Regions from separate parts of the Homo sapiens genome. Here region 1 is linked to region 2. Evidence: chromatin loops called from intact Hi-C (ENCODE). Cell type or tissue: transverse colon. All regions are shown on one strand. Each heading gives the region's core, and the rest is flanking DNA. Links, peaks and the distances in the headings are about the cores only. Region 1 overlaps PRICKLE2 (prickle planar cell polarity protein 2). Region 2 holds the start of LINC00994 (long intergenic non-protein coding RNA 994).

Region 1 (2,913 bases), core at 311-2,810, 83 kb before region 2:
TTCTAACAAAACATTGAAGTTTAATATTCTAAATAAAATAATAAACAGGGTTGGAAAGAGTGGTCATGTGAGAACTAACAGGCATAGGAGCAAAGCAACTCATGTGATTCTGAATTATGGTACCGGCTTAGGGCATAACATAATTATTTTCCTTAGTTTGTTCAAACGAAGTTAACTCAACTTGAAAGAAATTCTCTGGCTTCAAATACAAATGGGTGTCGCTTTTGTCACTTCCTCTGAAATAAACAGTATATTGACAGTTATTCCATGCATCCTTTACTTAGCATCTCCACCCACCCCACAGCACTAATCTTTGGTGAAAAAAGCAAATGCTTTGATGGAATGAAAGAGAAGCTTAATGAGTTTTACTCTGTTTCCTCTTGAAATCTCGCTTGTTTATTCTCTTGCTGTATGTGTCTGTCTAGATCCTCTAATAACCCAGACAGCTAGAAAGGTAAGATTTGAATACAGCATGCATCCATTCAACAAACACTTATTGAGTATCTTGTACATGCCAGACCCTCTTCTGGGGGTATACAGCAAACACAGTCCTAAGTACTCACATTCTAGAGGGAAGAGAAAGTCAACAAACAAATAGATCATTTGTCAACAACTGATAAGTTCTTTGACAAAAAGCAGATGAAGAGTTTATCAGTTTCAGCACTGTTGGCATTTTGATGGGGATCTTTTGCTGTTGGGGCTGACCCATGTATTGTAGGAAGTTTGGCAGCGTCCCTGGCCTCTACCCACTATATGTGCCAAAGCAGCTCCCTCCCCAAGTTGCAATAACAAAAAATGTTTGTAGACATTGTCAAATATCTCTTGGGGGGTATTATTGCCCCCATTTGAGAAGTACTGGGTTGGAAGATAAGGGATAGAGGTGCTAATTTATTAGGATAGTCAAGGAAGGCAGCCAAGGTGGCCCTTGAGCAAAGACTGGAAGAAAGGAGGATGACACCATGTAAATATCTGGGGGAATAACCTTTCAGGCCGAGGGAATGGCTGGTGTAAAGGCCATGAGGTGAAAGGAACAGCAAGGAGGTCATTGTGAGCACAAGACCTGAACAAAAGGAATATGGTAAGAGACAGAGTCAGCCAGGTTGTAAGGAGTGGGGAGGTCATGGTGCTATAGTGAAGACTTTGGCTTTGCATTATAGAGGCATGGGAGATAATCCAGGGTTGTTGTTTTGGGGGTTTTGAGTTTTTTTGTTTTGTATTGTTTTGTTTTGTTTTTTTGAGATAGAATCTCACTCTGTCACCCAGGCTGGAGGGCAGTGGCGCATTCGCCACTCACTGCAGCCTCAACCTCCCAGACTCAAGTGATCCTCCCAGCTCAGCCTCCAGAGTAGCTGAGACCACAGGTGTGCACCACCACAGCCAGGCTGTTTTTTTTTTTTTTTTTTTTTTAATGTTTCTAGAGGCATGGTCTACCTTTGTTTCCCAGGCCAGTCTCGAACTCCTGGGCTCAAGCAATCATCCTCCCTTAGCCTCCCAAAGTGCTGGGATTGCAGGTATGAGCTACTGCACCCAGACCATCCAGGGTTTTGAGCAGAGCAGTGACACACCCTGGTTTATATTCCAATGGAGTTGTTATTGCTGCTGAATAGAGACTCGACTGCAGAGGCACAAAGGTGAAAGCCGGGTCCAGAAGTAGCCACAGCAATAGCTCAGGCGAGCACTTAGTCATAGCTAGACTGGTCCTGCAGGGGTGGTGGAAAATGACTGGATTCTGGATATGTTTTGAACCGACATCCAACAAGAATCACTGTTGAATTAGACATCAAGTGTGAACAAAAGAAAGGAGTCTTTGAAAGAGTCTTCTTTGAAAATACTGCAAATGAGCTTTTATTTCTGATTTTGATCCTAATCCTAGGGGAGTTCAACATGATGGAGACATTGTTTAGGCATTAGGCATTAGACTGTTGTTTCCTAAATTGCTTCCTGAGTAAACCAATTAAAATTATAATGTGGGTCTCCAGGAGAAAAGGGAAGGAGCCAAACTTGGTACAATTTCACCTCTTAAATGCCACTTAACGGCACTTTTCTCCTATTGCTTGGGTAATGAAATTCTGGCAAATAGGGGCAAAATGAACACAGGGGCCCTCATGAGCAGCCCATCCCTATTTACTCACAGCTGTAATGCTACCTGATGGTCCTCCAGGTCCCCATTTGGGAACCACTGTGTACTTTTTTAAAGACCACCACGTGCAGCAAATTCAGGCAGCATCTTTCCCTTCTCTGTACAACCTGCCTTCTGAGATGCTCAGGTGCATTTTAGATATTACCTCCCCGAATTGAGGTAGATTAAACAAGGTTCCAAGCTTCTCAAACTGCAGGTGAGGGGGCACGTGAAATAAAGGATCAGTGTTCGAATTAGTCCCTGGGTTAAGTTGGATTTTATAAAACCTTCCAAATGTATCAGCTCATGTCTGAGATTACACTTCAGGAGGGTTGGCCTTTACCTTGTGTTTGTGTTTGCCTTTTCCTTAAACTAGTGTTTCTCCTGGAGTGGTCTGAGGTGTTAAGAGTGCATAGTTCTGGCCTCCTTTTCAGACCCAGAGGGATGAAAATGGCCATCATCTTTAATAAAGGCCTCAGATGATTCTAAAGTATGCTACTGTTTGAAAACCACTGCTGTATCATTTAGGAATTGCATTCACTTCCTAGCAACAGAGACTGTAAATAAAGAAATAGCTTATTTCTCTCACTCAGAAGTTCAGAGAAACGCAATCCAGGGTTAGTCTGGTGGCTCCATGGTATAAAAATTTTAAAAATTTTTTGAAGTCCAGGCTCATAACTTTCCGTCCTACTATCCTCAGGTTACAGCTTCCATTCCCATTTGTAAGGTTACTTCATGACACAAGATGGCTGCTGGAGCTCTAGCCATTGTGTTTACATTCCAGACAGGAAGCA
Region 2 (2,913 bases), core at 350-2,849:
TTATGTTTGGATTGGAGAATTGCTACTTGGGCTCATAGCCAATGGTTTTCACACATCAAAATTAACTGGGTAGATTATGTACAATTCAGGATCCCCAGCCCCATCCCTAGAGAGTCTGATTCAGCAGGGCCCTGGGTCATCACATTTTTCATAAACATTTGGAGATCTAGGGCCACCCCTCTCACCATGGGAAAGTCTTTATTTTCTGTGAGTCCTTGTATGCTAAGGGCTCAGTCCTGTTTGTGTTATAGAGCTTTGGGGTTGAAGGGTCTGCTTCCCAAATACTCATCTGCCCTATGTGTAAAGTAGATACTGGTTTTACTTTTAGCTTAGAATGAGAAACACCAGCCCCTTTGGAAAACCCATCCCAGCCTAAATTCTAAATATAGCCAATTTTGACGGAGACAGACATCCAGTCATGAACCTAAAAAGGAAAGCTCATTAGTAGATGCAATAGATAAATAAAGGCAAACACAGCCTGAAGTTTAGGGGGAAATGGTTAAGCTATTAAATGACACAATTATACCCAGCAGGAGATAAGATGATTTAAGAGCTTTCTCAGCAAAATACTAGCAGATACTTGTTGCCTCTGCTTGGCTGGCTGATTCTGAAGATAAAACAGATCATCAGGGCTGATGGATGGCCTTGTGTCCTTAACACACAAGAAGTTCACAAACAGATGGGTCTAGAAATACTAGAAAGTAAACTGAATAACCTAAAGAATTTGGGCCATAAAGGGCAATTTTTTTAGGCTAGGTTCTTTGGATTTTAAGTAATCAAAACTTACTTCGCACTAACTTGGGCCACAAAAATAATAATAATAATAATAATGTTTGTTTCAAAGATACCGCGTATCTTGCAAGAAGCTAGGGGAAACAGTTTCTTGAGGGCCTGGAGCCCAAAATAGAAAAGCCACCAAGAGATCAGAAAGTTTCTACCCTAAGTTTTAAAGCTCAGCTTCTCTTCCATAGTCTGCTTAATCTTTTCCCTTTATTACTTTGCTTTTTCAGCTTTGGGGAACTCATGGACATATGTGGTTCTCTGCAGCTCCCAAGTTGCCATCTTCTTCATTTAATATCTTATTCTCAAAAAATACTCTGATTGGCCCAGTTGGGGTCAGGTACTCATTCCTGGTCTGATCGACCAATGTTGGAACAGGGGTGAAGTGCTAGGTGCTAGCATGCTGGCAGAGTGCTAGTTCTATTTTTTTTTGTTGTTTGTTTTTGTTTGTTTTTTGAGACAGAGTTTTGCTCTTGTTGCCCAGGCTGGAGTGCAATGGCGCGATCTCAGCTCACTGCAATCTCTGCCTCCCGGGTTCAAGTGATTCTCCTGCCTCAGCCTCCCCAGTAGCTGGGATTACAGGCATGCGCCACCACGCCCAGCTAATTTTGTATTTTTAGTAGAGATGGGGTTTCTCTATGTTGGTCAGGCTGGTCTCGAACTCCCGACCTCAGGTGATCCGCCCGCCTCGGCCTCCCAAAGTGCTAGGATTACAGGCGTGAGCCACCATGCCTGGCCAGAGTGCTAGCTCTTATGGGTGAGGGAACAGTTTTTTGGATGCAGAAATTCATGGGCTGGGCAGACATCCCCAAATGTATCTCTTTAGGAACTATCCTAGTAATAACCCAAGAGTAAGAACTGAGATTATCTATTGGCTATATTTCTAAACAGTCATCTGCACTCTGCTTAGCAAGTTGAAGCTACAGTCTCATGAGAAAATTTCTACAACCCTGTGAGCCCTAGGGTTCCAACTGGTCCATTCTCAGCCAAGTACTGCATTCAAAGAAATACAAACACAACCAGAAAGTATTATAAGTCTATATTCAGCATTTCAAATCTGTCCTGTCTATCAAGGAAACACCGAAGGAGGAGGTAAATTCTTAATGCATAGCAGACATTTAAAAATTCTCTCTCACCATTGCTGCCCAGTCACTACCCTGCATGTGAATGCCAGCTTGTCTCTTGAGTTGTCTCTTTCCTATTCTCAACTTCCACCCCCAAACACATTTAGAGCACAGGTCTTTTCTGTCACACTTGCCAGTCTTCCTTGCCTGCTCTTATTATGTAAATCAAATTCACCACTCTGTCCTGTTTTGTTTTCATCTCTGCTTCACTCAATACCCCGACTCCCTCAGGACCGTGTTGCTTCTGCCCTGAATGAGTTCTTTTCTCCCGGGCTGCAGGGACCACAGAGGTCTTCTTCCTATTACTTCATGGACTGTATGAATTCCACCCAGCTGGTGACATCATGGCAGGTAAGAGGATATCTGTGGGAAGGTTGTGTCTGTTGTTCAGAGTCAAGACCCAAAACCCTCTAGGATCCTTTATGGTAGACAAGGTCACAGGTCTGGCACCTTCTCTCTGTCTTGTCACCCCCTCACACAAACCACAATTGCTGGAAAGCATTGCATAATGTGCATACAATGAACAAATGCCATGAATGTCTGGCCAAATTGATCTTTCAGTTTCTCATCATGGTCTCTCCCTTGCACCCAGACCTTTGGACTTGCTGTTCCATCTGCTTAAAGTACTCATATTTCTACTTTCCCTTTTCCACCTATTGATCACCTGGTTAACTACTTCTCATTCTTCAGGTCTCAACGTAGATACGCTTCTTCTAGGATGAAAAGTCTGGTCTCAGCAAGTTAGAAATAGGATCTCTGCCTTGGGCTCCCCTGGGATTCTGCATATCTGCTGGCAACATCTTGTAATTCCGAGTTTCCTTTTCCCCCTCATTAGAACCAGTACTCCATGGGGGTAGAGAGCCCAGCTGTCTTTTCTTCTGGGACCTAACACATAGTAGATGCTCAAAAAATTTTAAAAGAGTGTGAAAAGAAAAATTCCTAACAATTCTGGTTCAGTAAATTAAAAGGAAGAAGAGGGAGTATGGCTTTAACCTTACAAACCTTTGAG

The links. Hi-C counts contacts between places; a loop is a spot of excess contacts. Peaks named below come from ENCODE experiments on the same cell type or tissue, not always from the same donor. Only the 100,000 strongest peaks of a DNase experiment are listed, where the experiment ranks them.
Region 1: a loop joins it to region 2, with 5 times the contacts of the local background. A loop is called at or near these places in 2 of 110 quality-filtered maps.

The regions. Positions count from the first base shown.
Region 1 is chr3:64,169,198-64,172,110 of GRCh38, reverse strand. The region is part of intron 2 of PRICKLE2 (prickle planar cell polarity protein 2); the gene reads left to right. Among named protein-coding and RNA genes, the nearest start is that of PRICKLE2-AS3, 17 kb to the left of the region's middle. In transverse colon, for the core only: no CTCF peak of the experiment used is centred there; a DNase peak (open chromatin) is centred at 1,604.
Region 2 is chr3:64,086,219-64,089,131 of GRCh38, reverse strand. All of the region lies in intron 1 of PRICKLE2-AS1 (PRICKLE2 antisense RNA 1), which reads right to left. It overlaps LINC00994 (long intergenic non-protein coding RNA 994), which reads left to right and starts at 1,769. Exons shown (of 4, transcript NR_033978.1): 1 at 1,769-2,255. In transverse colon, for the core only: no CTCF peak of the experiment used is centred there; no DNase peak of the experiment used is centred there.